Linked DNA regions of Homo sapiens: regions 2, 3 and 4 are each linked to region 1. A link is an interaction called in ENCODE POLR2A ChIA-PET data of the cell type or tissue named here. Cell type or tissue: MCF 10A. All regions are shown on one strand. Region 1 overlaps LOC101929710 (a long non-coding RNA gene). Region 2 overlaps LOC101929710 (a long non-coding RNA gene). Region 3 overlaps ELL2 (elongation factor for RNA polymerase II 2). Region 4 overlaps LOC101929710 (a long non-coding RNA gene).

The links. Peaks named below come from ENCODE experiments on the same cell type or tissue, not always from the same donor. Only the 100,000 strongest peaks of a DNase experiment are listed, where the experiment ranks them.
Region 2: POLR2A ChIA-PET joins it to region 1 with 5 read pairs; 5 of 35 experiments call an interaction of 5 or more read pairs at or near these places.
Region 3: POLR2A ChIA-PET joins it to region 1 with 5 read pairs; 2 of 35 experiments call an interaction of 5 or more read pairs at or near these places.
Region 4: POLR2A ChIA-PET joins it to region 1 with 5 read pairs; 2 of 35 experiments call an interaction of 5 or more read pairs at or near these places.

Annotation. Positions count from the first base shown.
Region 1 is chr5:96,147,555-96,151,554 of GRCh38, reverse strand. The region is part of intron 1 of LOC101929710 (a long non-coding RNA gene); the gene reads right to left. It also overlaps a transcript of CAST not described here. Among named protein-coding and RNA genes, the nearest start is that of MIR583, 70 kb to the right of the region's middle. In MCF 10A, no CTCF peak of the experiment used is centred here; a DNase peak (open chromatin) is centred at 1,784.
Region 2 is chr5:96,242,914-96,246,913 of GRCh38, reverse strand. The region is part of intron 1 of LOC101929710 (a long non-coding RNA gene); the gene reads right to left. It also overlaps a transcript of CAST not described here. Among named protein-coding and RNA genes, the nearest start is that of MIR583, 170 kb to the right of the region's middle. In MCF 10A, no CTCF peak of the experiment used is centred here; no DNase peak of the experiment used is centred here.
Region 3 is chr5:95,884,729-95,888,728 of GRCh38, reverse strand. It overlaps ELL2 (elongation factor for RNA polymerase II 2), which reads left to right. Exons shown (of 12, transcript NM_012081.6): 12 at 1-3,631. Among named protein-coding and RNA genes, the nearest start is that of LINC01554, 34 kb to the right of the region's middle. In MCF 10A, no CTCF peak of the experiment used is centred here; no DNase peak of the experiment used is centred here.
Region 4 is chr5:96,290,871-96,294,870 of GRCh38, reverse strand. All of the region lies in intron 1 of LOC101929710 (a long non-coding RNA gene), which reads right to left. It also overlaps a transcript of CAST not described here. Among named protein-coding and RNA genes, the nearest start is that of PCSK1, 140 kb to the left of the region's middle. In MCF 10A, no CTCF peak of the experiment used is centred here; a DNase peak (open chromatin) is centred at 1,760.

The sequences.
Region 1 (4,000 bases):
AAATAGGTCTCCTCCACTACCACCCTCTGCACTATCCTTTAAGAGCAGTTTTATGATTCTTTTTAATTTGCTTATTAATTTTTTAGAGATGGGGCCTCACTATGTTGCCCAGGCTGGACTTGAACTCCTGGACTCAAGTGATCCTCATGCCTCAACCTCTTGAAAAGCTAGGACTACAGGCACACACTACCTCACCTGGTGTCACGGTTTTATAATTCAACATTTTATTTATTTACTAGCATAATCAAGTTAGGATAGTAAAGAAACTGGAATCAGTATGTGCAGACAGAAAGCAATTGATCCTCTCCTTCCTCTGCCTCTTTGAATCTGCTGTCTTCATATGTTCTTTCCTGTCTCTAGATGAAAAATCTCCACCAGTCCCATAGCTATCACAGTCACTTCCAAGTCTTAAACAAATAGTCTGTTTTCTAGGGTGATTTTAATATCAGAACTCTAAACCTAAGTTAACCAATGATTCCTCCCCTCTCACAGCTCAGATCTGCTTCTGATCCAGGCAAGGAAGCTCATCAGGAAGACAGCCTTGTCAGCTTTCTCCTCACTCCACCTCCTCCCATCTTTGTAGTTGTGGATTGTGGCTCTTCAGGTTTGGGGCAGCAGATGGAGAAGAGGGGAATATAGGTCTGTCTTGTCAGATGTCACTGTAATCTGGGGTTTTTACCTCTGCATCTGGCAGATAACCAAGCTTCCCAGGCCTGCTCTTTATGGGGTTTTCAGAGGCCCTGCCCCCCACAGCTGCTTTGCCAGGCAATAGTCTTTCGGGTTGGTCCCTTAAGAATCTTCCCCACCATCCCACTCTGCCACTCCATTCTAGAGACCTGTCTCTTTCCAGAGTCACCTCACTCCGTAGTTTCTCCCTCTTAAGTTGCTGCCAAGATGACCCAGTCTGCTCCTTCCTCAGAGTCAGTTTTTACCCAGTCAACTATGGAAGGGCTGGCCATTCTCAATACAGCATCTCTTCTCTCCACTGCCCCTGCCTCTGCCTTGAGATGCCTCATATGTCAGTCCCCAAGTCCCCCAGATTCAGGAAACACAGGACAGCGTTCTCTCTGAGTGGTTCCCTGGAAGCCTCCTCCCTACTAGTTTTGAGAGTGGGGGATACACAGCTCCTCCCTGCAGTGAGGGGAACCTTACAGCACAGTGACAACTCTCCTCAAGAAATCCCCTCTACCAACACTGAAACCTCCAAGAACGCTAAGCCTTCTCCTCAACCCTGGAGCCCTGGAGGTAGATGATGGGTTCTGACTGGCAGAACCAGTACCTTTTCCACCAGTCCTGCAGAGGTAGTCTAGCACCTCAGTTTAGAAAGCCAAGGGACTTGACACCTACTGCTTTGTTCTCTGGTGCCTCAGCCAAAACTGAGACAGAGAGATCCTGTTACACTTGTTTGTGGGCAGTCTCCCCCATTAAGCTATAAACTCCAGGAGGTAGGGACCTTGGCTGTTTTATTCACCAATGTATCAGCAGAATGCCCTGCATAAACTCCCAGTGGGTATTTAACAAATATTTTTTGAGATAACAAATATACAATAGGATGAAGATGGTGATGACACAGTCACCATTTTACTAAAGAAGGAAAAAAAAAGATGAGGGAACTTTTATGTTTATCAATAAAATATCTGATCTTGAAATAAGTTACCTTGTTATTCCTTCCCCTGAAAGAAGCTCCTGAAAGACCTAAGTTTAAATCTTAGAGCTAAAGTTTTTGTTTCAAGTCCAAAAATGCCTGAGGCTCAGACAGCGAATGCTTACACAAGAATTAACAGATTGGATGCTAGCTGATGATGCTAATGTCAATTCTTTGTCTAGACATGCAATGCCAGTTCTGCTGACACATTCTCTTAGAGCATTTTTTTGCAGGATGTGAAACTGGCCTCTGGGTCAGTGATATTCAGAAATAAATCTGGACCTCTGCAGAGAAAACCCTTCAAAGTAACCCTAACCCCCATGATTTGCCCTTAATGAGTCTCATCAAGCTCCTTTTTCACAGGGGCAGCCTTGGAAAAATAGGGAGGCACCACTGCATTTCAATGAGGCTGATGCCATGTTCTTCTCACTTGGCAAAAGCATGGGAAGGAAGAAAGAAGCTGAAAAAGCAAATTCCCCCAGACTCATTCCATGACAAACAGACCAAGTGCATAGGGATGGTGATGGATAACAAGAGCTGCTAGAAAAATAGCCTAGCAAATATCCTCCCCATGTGAAAACTTCTTCCATCCATCAATAAGGCACTGTGGGGTAGGAGGAGGTGTTTTAGAGTTCGGCCTCCAGCCCCAGGAGGAATGGGAAGGAGTTATGGAGGGAGTCTTGCCTTACAAGTTTGTGCCTGCAGTGTACACACAGCTTCCTCACAGACAAGTCTCATTCCCCAATTCCCTTCTGTGCTCTTCAGCAGAACTGATGACAGAGAGAAGACTCCATACGCCAAGTCAAAGCCAAGGAAACTGTCTCTTGTAATAATTTCCACTTAAAAATAAATATTTAAGAGAATAGAAATTTTGATTGAATTAAGATTCACCTAAGAAGGATTCTTCCAAACACAAATATAACAGTTTCAAAATTCTGCAATAGAAATTTAGACTTTAGAAAATGTGTCTTCAGATGCCCCACACTTTACAAGTAAAGACACTAGGCTCTTAAGATGCTAAGTGACGTGACCAAGGTCACACAGCTCTTCTCACTGGAGTCTGCTTCTTCCAACTCTAGCCTCTTGCTCTTTCCACTGTTATACAGTCTTCCGTGTATAGTTAGGCATTTCTTCACCTAGCTCAGGTAGGGATCAGATAACTTGATTTAATAGTTTCCAGTTTTTATAACTACACATCATTCTATTGCTCTAGCATATATTAAACCAAAAGAGTGTCCCTGATTCCAGAAATTTAACTTCAGAGTTACACAAGATGTGTTGGCCTAAGCACATAAACTGAAGTTTTATCCTAACGCTGACTCTGACTCACCAGAACGTGTTGGGCTAGGCATGAAATTGTCTCAGTTTCTTCATCTGTTCAGTGGGGAGAGTAATGCTGATCTGTACTTATTCATTTAAAGAAACTGCCTGCCTAGAAACTACCGAATAATTGTGGTGAAAAAGCTTATGAAGATTCTAATTATAAACTAAAGCCATATAATGAAGGCATCAAAACACATAATTCAGACGCTTTCTAATAATCATGACAGACAGTATTTTAGTGTGCCGAACAGACAGGTGACTGCTACCAATCAAGCATATTTCCACAAAAAAAATCATTATCATATTGTTTCAACATATCAGAGGTGTTGATTAAGCCAACAGAATTTGAGAGACAAAATTAAAATGGAAATTTGCCTCAAACCTGCTGAGACTGGGTACATAGCATGTTCCTGAGGTTTTATCTGCCAAACAAATCTTCCCATCAGCAGAAGAAAACTAGGAACTATTTTCTCATGACCAAAGAGTCCCTGTGTGACCAATAGTCCCTCTCACAGTGTCAATTTTGTGAAGTCACCGTAAGAAAAGAATTCCAGACAAAAGATAGGCAATAGCAATAAGTCCGATGATGAAATTGAACCAAACTTCTGTTTTGTTTCTCACTGACAATATTCTGTACCACATTTTCTAATACTGAGCTAACAGTGGGATTCATGTGGATGGATGGGATAAAAATTAATTTCTTTTTTTATTTTCAAAAATGACCATAAGATGGTTTTAAAGTGCTGATAATGTCCTGTTGCTGATCTGCACAGGCTATCTAGACTACGGCAGCATAAGTAATCACTTTGACACTTACCTAAAGAATTGTGTGGTTGGCAAAATGAGAAAGAAAAAGAGGTGGTGGCTTCTTTAATCAGTCTTCAATAGAACAGCTAGAATGATGTAACAAAGCCTTACCAAATTATTTGTTCTTTTGTTTTTTTGGGGTTTTTGTTTTGTTTTGTTTTGTTTTGTTTTGTTTTTGAGACGGAGTCTCGCTCTGTCGCCCAGGCTGGAGTGCAGTGGTGCGAT
Region 2 (4,000 bases), 95 kb before region 1:
ATTTAAAAAGTTTTGATCCTTCCATAGGTTAATTCCCGTTTTCTAGAACCTCTATTAATTACTAAAATTATTATACTTCAATATTTACCTTTAAGGTACATGGTCACTTATCTAGCTACCTAATAGTTGGCCAGATCGAAGCCAAGCCAGGAAATGTGAAAGTGGGTGAAATATGTCAAATTCAAATTACTGGGGAGTGAAGCTGGCAATTTGAGGGGAGGAAAGGAGACTTAAAAAGGTAGATGTACTGAGAAACTTGCTTCCAATTACTCTCTTACTCTTCAAGAACACATTGGTACCAGTTCTTGTACCCTGCAAGCTAGCAACTGTGCCAGTGGAGTGAGAAAGGTGGGCTATTTCTTCTTCATAAAGGACTTAGAATGCTCGTTCACAATTCTAGCTGATCCTCAGAGCTGCTTGTTAAGAAAACAGGTTTCCGCTTTGGCTCACGCCTGTAATCCCAGCACTCTGGGAGCTGAGGCGGGCAGATCACAAGGTCAGGAAATCGAGACCATCCTGGGTAACACAGTGAAACCCCGTCTCTACTGAAAATACAAAAAGAAATTAGCCGGGCATGGTGGCGGGTGCCTGTAGTCCCAGCTACTCGGGAGGCTGAGGCAGGAGAATGGCCTGAACCCCGGAGGCGGAGCTTGCAGTGAGCCGAGATCGTGCCACTGCACTCCAGCCTGGGCGACAGAGCAAGACTCCGTCTCAAAAAAAAAAAAAGGAAGACAGACAGGTTTCCAGGATCCACCCTTGGATATGCTAGTTTGGAAGGTTTGGTTGGGATGCTGGAGTCTGTGTTTTTTAAATCTCTGCCAAGTTTGGAACCTCTGACCAGGGATGCTATGGTTTTGAGAGGTTCTCTGAGTGCCTGGGCTTCTCAGTTCAACTACCTCTACCTTCAGGATTTACAATCACCTGCCTCCTCAATCCAAATGGTAGTTGGTGCTGCTTCTGGGATACACTTAGATTCAGCCGGGTCCTGCGCTGTGAACACACAGAGTTCATTCTCCCATATAAGACCAGTCAGCCTCATAGCTAGCACCCTAAGAAGTTCAAAGACATTAAGACAGAACAAGAAACAATAACATTTGCCGTAAGTCCCCCCAGCTGCATGGATTTTCCAAATACAATCTCACATAGACCAAGTCTTTAAACTAAAACTAATCATCAGTAATGGATTTGAATATGCAGAACCTTCCTGCATGTGTAGAACCAAAGCCTAGTTATGCTTCTTTGGTATTTCAGCCTGCCAGTGTCTACTCACTATTTGTTTTTTTTTTTTTTTTCCATTACACAGAGAGCAAACACTGATAGCCCTGAACACACAGAAAATTTCTTCTGTGTAAACTAAGTAAACTCTGTTGTCAGTGGGGCAAATTGTTAACCTCTTCCCTTCTATTGCTTAACAGGGAGAGTATATAGTGTGAAACTAAGGGAAGGAAAAAGATAAAAATTTACAGTTTTCTGTACACTCCTATGAGATCCCTGTTATGAGTGTTAGAACAGTTAAAGATAAAGTGGTTGCCAGCTTTGACTATAGATGCTCTAAAAGTTTCCACACAACCATTACTTTCTAGCTCCTTGGAGGCTAGTATTGTGGTTATTTATCTCTGGCTCTGCACAAGTGTGTCTAAAACCTTACTGCCAGTATTGATATATTCGGGACTCTATCCAGTTTTTCTTCAGCAAAGAAAAAACTTTTACACTTTTGCTGCATAGCATAAACCTAAAATTTAATGAACTAAAATTCTCTAGAATTTAGAAAGTTTTCTAAATATGTCATAGTATGAATGTATGTGATTTGAGTAGGATGGACTGGGGTTAAGGGAACAAAAAGGAAGGAAGATTTTTTGTAGTCTGTTTAAATAAATTGTGAGTGGATTACCTCTACTAAAAAGAGGAATAGTTATAATTGCTTTTGATAGACATATTTTAGATTTAATCTAAATAATCTACAAAAGTTCTTTGCTCCGCATGCCATTTTGCCACCTCACTCTAAAACATATCCCCTAAGGCTATATTTACCCACACTCATGAATATCTTAATTACCCACAAAGTCACTCAATAAATATTTAATGAAATAATGAATAGACGCCACTTAAAAATTTTCACACCACTTAAAAATTAACATCCCAAGTTTAGAAACAAAAAGAATTTTACAATTTAAGAAAATGAAAATGTGTTATAGTAGAAAAAGTGCAGGCTTTGTAGTGAGCAGAACTGGGCTGGAATTCTAGTTAGCTGATAACTAATGAACAAGCCTCAACCATTCAGCTTTCCCGTGTATAAAATGGGGTAAATATTATTTACAGACTTGCTATAAAGATCAGAAATAATATCTGTGAATCTCCAAATAATGTCCGGTATCTATAATTTTGGTGGTGATGATGAGTTTTCTTAAAGAATTAATGCTACTGTGAAACAGCTATTTATTTCCATAATTTTTCATTTTCCAACTTTTTCTGTGTCGGATAATTCTACTATGGTTTTATTATTTTGCTTACCATATTTCCCAGAACAATACAACACTATATTTAGAAGGAATAAGAAATCATAATTCAAAGCAAAATACAAATAATTTAAAGTCTTGTGGAATATTACTTAATTGCAATGTTTGGAGCTTTCCTGAAATCTTCTCTTTATTTATCAAAATTATTGGATCTCAATAAATAGAAAGTCATTTTATTTATTGAGTGAATTTATTGGAAAGATACAAGGAAGCTCATAGAACTGGAAAAAATGCTTTATGATCAGACTTTGGGAAGAACAGAAACTACACTGCCCTGGGGATCAAGGTAGAGGAACTAAGGGAGTGCCTTAGGGCAGTGTGGTCAGAATATTCCAACTCTAGCCACTTTCTAACCTTAACGTCACTCTGCTTAAGAATAATAAGAGTGCACTCATGTACTGCTTACCCTATGCAGTAATGCTTCTAAATACTTTGCATGTTATTAACACACTTAATCCATACAATAGTTTTATGAGGTAGGTAATTCTCAGGAAAAGAACACTCTCATAGGTATGGCTTGAGTCAAGTGCTCATGCATTTGGGAAGGGGTACCTCATGTGATACTGCCATTAAGATAAGATGGAATAGGGAGAGGTCGGGGTAGTTTTACCCAAAGTAGGGTTAAATGAATCTGGGCAGAAAAAATCCGCAGATGTCCACAGACAAAATCCACTACATTTGATAAAACCCACATGCCTGACTCTGAGGGATGCATATCTCTATTTCTGGCGAGCAAAATATTTTTTATTGGTGGCATTCACTGACCAGCATTTAGAAAGTTCAGAAATAAAAAGCCTCTTCTCCAGAAACTGCATCTATATTTTTTCTCTTACTATATGTGGATAGAGATATAGCAGTACTTAAAGTAAATATGTGACTGCATATTGGTGCCATTACTAATAAAAGGAAAAATCATGTGTATTTAACCAAAAAAAATTTTAAAAATGTAAATTCAGTCAAGCTTAACTTTTCTGACTCCACAAAGTCTAGGAACCACAGAGGAAGAAAATTCTTCTTCCATTACCCTAGGATTAGTGAGCAAAACGTTCTTCAGTCTCTTGTAACAGCTTGGTAAAAAAAAAAAAAAATTCTCTATTGATTTGCTTAAATAAATAAAACTTCCATTGCCAGAGAGAAAAAAGGCATTTAGTTATGCTGAGTACTTCTATTTTTAAAAAATAATCCCAATGTTTGACCTGTAAAGAAAAAAAAAAAAAAACAGTTGCTGCTGATAAATCATCATACTATTATAATGGGAAGTACTTTGAGAAGGGTGGAAACCATACCTTATTTATCCTTATATGTGTTCTGCCTAACACAGAAATATAAGGAATGCAGCCAAGATTTATGTTACAAATTAAGGAATAAATTTTGAACGTATTTATAGAGTAGTCCCAGTTTTTATCATGCCACACTATCATTATTGCCATTTGATGTATCCAAAAAAGAAATATGAAGAAACCTCAATGATTTCAGCATATGCA
Region 3 (4,000 bases), 260 kb after region 1:
CATTTTACTTTGCTTCCCTGCATTTCGAAGCTGCTCTTTCTGGTCCTCCCCACCACCCCACCCCCAAGACTTGTGTTTGTTAATAGAAATAATTTTTTTAGGTATTGGGGATCCATTGTCTATATTTCAAATCAGTTTTTTTTCCTCAAAAACTTGTGTTTGTTATTAGAAATGATTTTTTAGATATTGGGGATCCAGTGTCCACACTTAAAAGTTGTATGTGTTTAAAAAACAACAACAGTAATGTGCAAGGTGAAATGCTTTTGGATAAACGTAAGCCTATTTTCTGACGTTTCTTAATGCAAACTCTTTGCCTTAAATGGTAGAATATTTAGAAATTTGCACAAAATTAAAAAAATAAACATTGTCTTGGAGGGTTAAAAAATAGAAAGGTGTATGTGTATAGATTCACATACACATATGTATATACAGGCTGACTTGATCTAGAACATTAAATCCGCCCTGCAAGTTAACCCCCCATTGCAATGGTTGCCTTAAGGTGTTTGCTAGTTGTGTACATAGTGTGGTTAATCATTAGCTACACTGCTTCCCACTTGATTAGAGCAATGGGAAGCATACTGTGGCCTACCAGCATCTGGAAGTGTGTGCTCGATCTGTATGTGTGCAGAGGTGGTGTGGATGTGAGCGTGCATGAAGGAAAAAAAGCTGCTACTCCTAGTAGGCCAAACGCTCAGGTTAAACAACTGACGAGTGTTACTGTAGGGTGTTTTTTTGTTTTTTTGTTTTTTTTCTTCTATCAAATTGCTACTTTTGTTGTGGAAGACAAAAGCATTTCCATTTCAACGAGTTTGTCAGCTTTATTAATGTTGGGCAAAAATTGATATGTCATGAAAATGAAACAGATCTATAGTTTTGGGACAAAATTATAAAATGAAATGTGTAGGTAACCTATTTATATACTGCTATAAAGTATTTTTTGAAGAGAGATATGCAAAGAAGCTATTACCTACATAAGAGGTATATTTAAAGATTTTTTTTTTCATCCTGGTGCCAGGAATATAAAAAAGAGTGGATATATTTAACCATAACATACTGTGATTCATCAAACAGCACAAACTTTCATTTCATGGAGTTTATCTGTTGACATTGATTTAAACTGTCACTTGTTTTATCATGTGGGAACATAAGTTATGTGGTCAAAAATATAAGGATTTTGAATTAATGTTGATTCAAGTTGTATTGTCTTATTGTATTGTCTTTTCAAAGTGCTGCCAGTTGAAAAGGGAAGCATTATGTTTACAAATCTGTTTTGAAATGTTTGCCAAAATTTTGGTAGTGTCTTTAATAAAGATGTTTGTCTCCAGCATCCAGAAAAATAAATGAATAACTTTGTTGTGTATCACTGTAAACCAGAAAAATGTTGGTTATCTAGAAAACTTGAGAGAGCATGTAGATTAACTTTTCTCTTTGGAGTTCTAAAACATTAACTGGAAAGATTAGATAATATACTAAATGTATACAGAAGTATACAGACTATACAAAGACTGAAACAAGTCCCTTTTGCACTACAACTCTATAACATTACCGCAGAAATTTTGGTTCTATGTAGCATGGACCTCCTAAGGAATTCTGTTTCTTTTAGCATTGAGATCCCTGGTGCTCTTTTTTTACCTCAGAATTGGTACAATCATTATTAAACGTTAATTTATTTCAAACTTTTTAATTGAAAAAAGGAAAGGGAAACTTAATTGGGGATAAATTCAGGCATCATATTATTATGATAGAGTCTCCTGAGTGGTTCGTCTATAGGTAATGAACTCATTGGTGTTATTTCTTGGACATCTTGGCCTTTTAATCAAAGACTGTGTGCTGCTATTTGCTATGAGCAAGGTTTCTCAAAAGCAAAAGGTGCTTGGACCATTTGGATCACCTGAGTTAGAATCTCTAGGTATAGGGCCCAAGTATCTGCATTTTCACAGGTTTCTTGTAGGTGACTTTCTGCAAGCTAAAGTATGAGAACCATTGGCTTGGATGTAGTTCTAAACTTTTAGGTCTGTAAATCTTGAAATCTTGAACTGAAGGTCAACTATTGGCTTTTTTTTTTTTTTAATGTCCATCATGTCAGCAGGTGCAAATCACTTTTCCCCTTTGCATGATCTGAGGCACCTCCTCAGTTGTTTCACTGCCAACTCTTGTTTCAGAACCTGTTTACAAACAAGCCTTCCAGTTGGTGAATGGTTAGCCATTGGAGCTCCTACCCTGTACATCAGCACATCTTCTGGTTTACAAGTTGGGTAACAATGAAAGCTGGAGATGCTAAATGGAAATCCAGCATTGCATACCCTTAGACCTGATCACATACCAGTAAAAGCCTTAATTTAGATGTTAGTTGTATGTGTTGGACAGATCCTTGCAAAAGTGTGTCTGTCTATTAGTTGTAAATTTGAAAATTATAAATCTCTGAATCTGCTACTATCCAAGTTTCATCCCTTTTGAAGATGAGGCATGAGCCTATTAAAATATTTATAATCATTTTTCGTCCCCTACTGCAAGACTTTTAGATTCTTACAAATGATTACTACAGGAATAGTGGCCACTTAATGTCAGTTACTCCGGTGGAAGAATTTATCTAGTTTTTTTTCTTTTCTTTTTTGGAAGGATGGTGTGAAAAATAGCAAGATTAGAGAATGAGTTGTATAGTTTTTTCTATCACATTTCATCTAAAATGATTTGAAGGACTTTTGAAGATTTTTACCAACATCCTTAAATCAACTCCAGGTTGGATGAACAACTGATTTAAAACAAACTAAGAGAACATTAACTAGATGTGGGCTTTTTAAAATATATAGGTATTGCATTTCCTACCTTGTTATTTATTCCACTTTGAATACTTTAGAGGGCTTAACTTTCAACTCTTTAAGGTAGTAATGGATAGTTTTATACTTGTTCTCACAAAATTGTTATGGTCAGTTTATATCATTGCTCCATGCATTGATTATAAAAATTCAGTATTAATTTTTTCTGATCTTATAAGCTTTATAGGAGTTTTCTTTTCTCTTATAAAGTGTTTCACCTTATGTAAAACAAATGCCTGCTTGCATATTGGAAGATGTTGAAATTAGTTTTAGACAAAAGTGGTCCATCAATTCAGACACTCTGCTTGGATGCCTTACCCTTTTCATTAGTGCATTCTTTGCTTCTGAAACTTGGCAGAAACTCGTTAGCCAGTCCACTGCCTTTCTGACAATGTGTGGAGTCACGTATGCTTGGTATATGCCTTTACTACTTTTAAAGTTCTACAGTTTATTACTTGCCCAAGTGTTACTAAATCCTTTTCTTATGTGTACTGGATGGAGAAAAAATTATAGCCAGCACTTTGAGAGGAAAGTTTTCAGAAACAATATTAACTGGCACTACTAACTGAAGGCCACAGGAGATGCTATCAATGTTATTTGTAATCTGAAGATTGAACAAGGCTGTGAGGCTCATTTCAAACTATTTTGAGGTGTTAAAATATATATATGCTGTTTCTCAGCTGTTCCACTCAAACCGTGTTAGGACTCTCAAAGGTAAAATGTCACAGGGGCTTTTCAGTTGTTACAGAGCTCAGCAGCTGTGGTTGCCCCTGTTCTACACCAATTTCAGTTCAATAAAAATGTTAACTTTGCAATTCTGGTACTTGTTTTTCCTTTGTCTCATTTCAAGCCTCTTTGTCTTAAAAACAAACAGAAAGAGCCTATGACAAAGTATTAGCAGAGATATTACTTGTTAGGGCTCTAGGAAGTGGGAGCAGGGAATTTGCTCCAGGGATCTTTTTCTAAGTGTAGGACAGGCCCTCCAGGGACAACTTCTACTAGGGGAACAATAATCATAGTTACCATTTATGGAAGGTTTCCTTTTTGTTACACATTTTTGCTGCATTATCCCATTTCTCCTCACCACCTGTTATCTCCATTTTACAGGTGGGCAAACTAAGTCATAAAGAAGTTAAGAAACTTGCCTATCACACAGCTAGTAAATGGCAGAGCCTGGGAAGTCT
Region 4 (4,000 bases), 140 kb before region 1:
AAATAGAGCATTTCAATACAGGATGAAAATAACATCAAGTGAGAAGGCCTCTATGCTGACAGCTGCACAGAACTATTTACTTTCCTCTACCATGTGAAGTAGAGTGACCTTTCCAAAGCCTGGCGGCTAGAAATAGTCAACGAAATGCTGGCAACCTTAGCTGGTGACTTAGTTGTTTTAAATGAGAAAATGTATATAAACATATCACTTAGGTTTGGACACTTGCAAAAATATTGAAAGATCAAATATTTCTAGAATCTGCATAAATGCTTACAGATTTCTATATCAGACACTGCAAAGGGAAATGTTCAGAGACTGGCAATTTCTTTTCTACACAACATGTGTTTCTTCTGTGTAGACAGAGAAAAGCAAATCAACTTCCTGGACATTACAGTGAGAACTGGTTCAGGTGGACCCATGCTAGTCAAACCAAAACAGTCATTTATAAAACTCTATGCCATAGGGTTCATAGGATTCCAGGAAAAGACTTCTAAAATGCTCCCTGAGGTGAGCTACATTGAAGAAGCATACTGCAAATTTAAAAATAAAAACAACAGGTCAGTTTTCTTCCACATATTTTCTTCAAACCATTGTGACTCTAAGTCCAAAAGAGTTATATATAGGAATGAAATAAACACAAAGGCAGAGGAAAAGACAGCCCAAGTCAATGCATAGAGATAGCACATGATCTAATTTTTTTAAGTTGTTAGCTAGTTGAACATTTTACATAGCAATACATTGAGTCAAAAATGAGTTGACTCAGTAAAATAAATATTTGAATAGAATGAAACTTACAATAAAAATAATTCAGGGCCAGGCACAGTGGCTCATGCCTGTAATCCCAGCACTTTGGGAGACTGAGGCTGGTGGATCACCTGAGGTCAGGAGTTCAAGACCAGCCTGGCCAACATGGTGAAACCCCATCTCTACTAAAAATACAAAAATTAGCCAGGCGTGGTGTTGGGTGCCTGTAATCCCAGCTACTCGGGAGGCTGAGGCAGAGAGAATTGCTTAAAACCCAGGAGGCAGAGGTTGCAGTGAGCTGAGATTGGGCTACTGCACACCAGCCTGGACGACAGAGCAAGACTGTGTCTCAAAATAATAATAATAATAATCTGGCATTTACTTATATTATGCATCACTATATGACGATGAGGCCTAAGCTTTTATAAACAATACACATATTCTAAATACTATCTTAGTATAGTCAAATTGAGTGCTTCTAGAGTTCTCTGGAAGGAGAAGAAAGAGGAACCCCTAAAGATTAATGAACTCACAACACAAAAGAATCTAGAGGCCAGGCGCGGTGGCTCATGCCTGTAATCCCAGCACTTTGGAAGGCTGAGGCAGGCAGATCACAAGGTCAGGAGTTCAAGACCAGCCTGACAAACATGGTAAAGCCCATCTCTACTAAAAATACAAAAATTAGCCGGGGCGTGGTGGTGGGTGCCTGTAATCCCAGCTACTCGGGAGGCTGAGACAGGAGAATCACTTGAAACGGAAGGTGGAGGTTGCAGTGAGCTGAGATCGTGCCACTGCACTCCAGTCTGGGCAAAAAGAGTGAAACTCTGTCTCAAAACAAACAAACAAACAAAATCTAGAGACCAGCCTTTCTGCTTCTGGGAAATGGGACTCCATGATCTAAAGGCTCAAGAACTAAGAACCACAGATTTTCTGCCATTCCACCCTAACCTCCCCTCAGGGCTGCCTTGTACACCTCTGGGGGAGGAGCTGGCACCATTCATATTCTAGATCATGTGAATGGAGGCCACTGGAATTGTGCAACATGACAGGGTTGAATCCCGGCCAGAGAAGAATATTAGGAGGAGTTGGCTGCTGTTTGCACTCCTCCACCCCTATTCGTACTTTGATTTTCCATTCAAACATTTATTCAACAACTATTTGTGGAGAACTATATCAGTCGGGACTCTTTAATGAAGACGTCAGAAAACCAAACTCCAGCTGGCTTAATCAAAAAGGGAATTTATTGTTTCATGTATACAGGCTTTAAGTGAATAGCTGCTGTCATCAGAATTAAGTGTCGCTCCCTATCCCTTCACTCCACTTCCTCTGTGTTGACTCTAATTCTGTGACAGTGTTTGGGTCATCCTTGTGACGCAGTGGGCAGCGCGTCAGTCTCATTATCTGATAGAACTTTGTAAATTATTTAGCACTGTATGAGCTACTAAAAGACAAAATTCTCCCAGTTAATAATCATCCCATTCTCCTAACTTTAGTATTAATTCCAAAATCAACATAATCACCTTGTGAGAACATTAACCCATTATTTAGTAGGTGAATAAGTCTTAAGGAATAATCTCAAAGTCACAACCTTAGATAAAACAGAGGCAATTCAGTCTGAATTGGGCTTGTTGGGGGTAGAGCTTGGGCACCAGCAATTTTAACAACTCTCCAGGTGATAAGACCAGTGGCCTGTGCATTCAACAGATAACGTTGAGAACTAATTTGTCTACATTTGTGAAAGGTTTAAAACAATTCAGTAGTTATTATGACATTAAAACATATTTACGTTATACAACTGAGAAGCTCTTATTGGAAACGGAGTCCTAAGGATGGATGTTACGGGTTTTCCAAAATACCTAGGATCTACAGAAGTCTCGAAGCTCTGTTTAAATTTCATTCTTGATGCCTACTCTGACCTTTGGATAGCATCTATTCACATATAATTTTAGGACAAAATCAGGGTAAAGCTTGAAGCCTCTGTTTGTAGTGATATCATCTTTGAGATATTAACATATGCGTCTTTTTTCTTCCAGTGTTTGCCTCTTTCCTTCTCATTCAAACAGAGAGTAATCCTAAGGAGAAGGGTGAAAAAAGGCAGAAAGCACAAAAGTCTGAATTGTTCTAGGTTTGGCTTTCAAATGCCTAAGAACTTAAGTAGAAAATAGCCAGAGTAGAGACAAAATATTTGGAAGAAACAGGAAAGAAAGATTCTGTATCTGTCATCGGCACACCTTCCCCACCACACACACACACACACACACACACACACACACACACACACACGCAGACTGGGAATCAGTCTTCTATTGATCATAATAGCAGAGACTTTGGAAGATCTTACAGGGAGGATCCTATGGGTCTATGACTCCTGGAGAGAAAGCATAACTGTGATAAGCCTAAGCAGAAGAAACTATAGAAAGCTAAGTCTTCCATGCTCCCCTCTCCCCAGAGCTTGGCACAAAAATAGCAACAATTTTCCTGAGCCCCATTCACCTCCACCAAGATTGGCATAGAATTAAGAGAGAGAAATGAATGAGTTAAGTGAGCCATGTGGATACCAACAGGAGAACTCTGAACTGTCTAGCCTCAGCAAGACCAAGACTAAAGTTATTGGTCATTTGACATTTGTTCATCTTTCTTCCGGGAAAAAAAAAGGAATTTGACAAAGATGAACTGTCATCTTGTAGAATGGAGGACCATGAAACTTGAGCCATTCTATTCTCCAAAGAGAATTTGTACACATTACAAGGGGAAGTAAAAAGCAGGGGGTTATTGACAAAGCCTTTGCATCTATTCATAGGAGTGCTTATATGCTTGTGTATTAGCTATCTACAGCTGCATAACAAATTATCCCAAAACTCACTGGCTTTAAATTATAATAATTGTTTATTACCTCACACAGTTTCTGTGGATCAAGAATTTAGGAGTGTGAGCTTTCATTTTAGCTCAGGCTCTCTCAAGAGTCAAGATTTCAGCTGAGACTACAGTCATATGAAGGTTTGATTGTGTCTGGAAGATCTGCTTCCAAGATGATTCATTCACATGGCTAGTATGTTCACCTTGTCTGTTGGTGGAGAGCCTCAGTTGTTCTCTGTAAAGCTGCTTGAATATCCTCAGAACATGGTGGCTGTTTTCCTCCAGAGGGAGAGATTCAAGAGAAGGCAAGGTGGAAGTCACATTTTCTTTCATAACCAAGCTTCAGAAGTTGCTCACTGTCATTTCCCCCAAGGTCCTATAGATTACACACGTAAAGCCT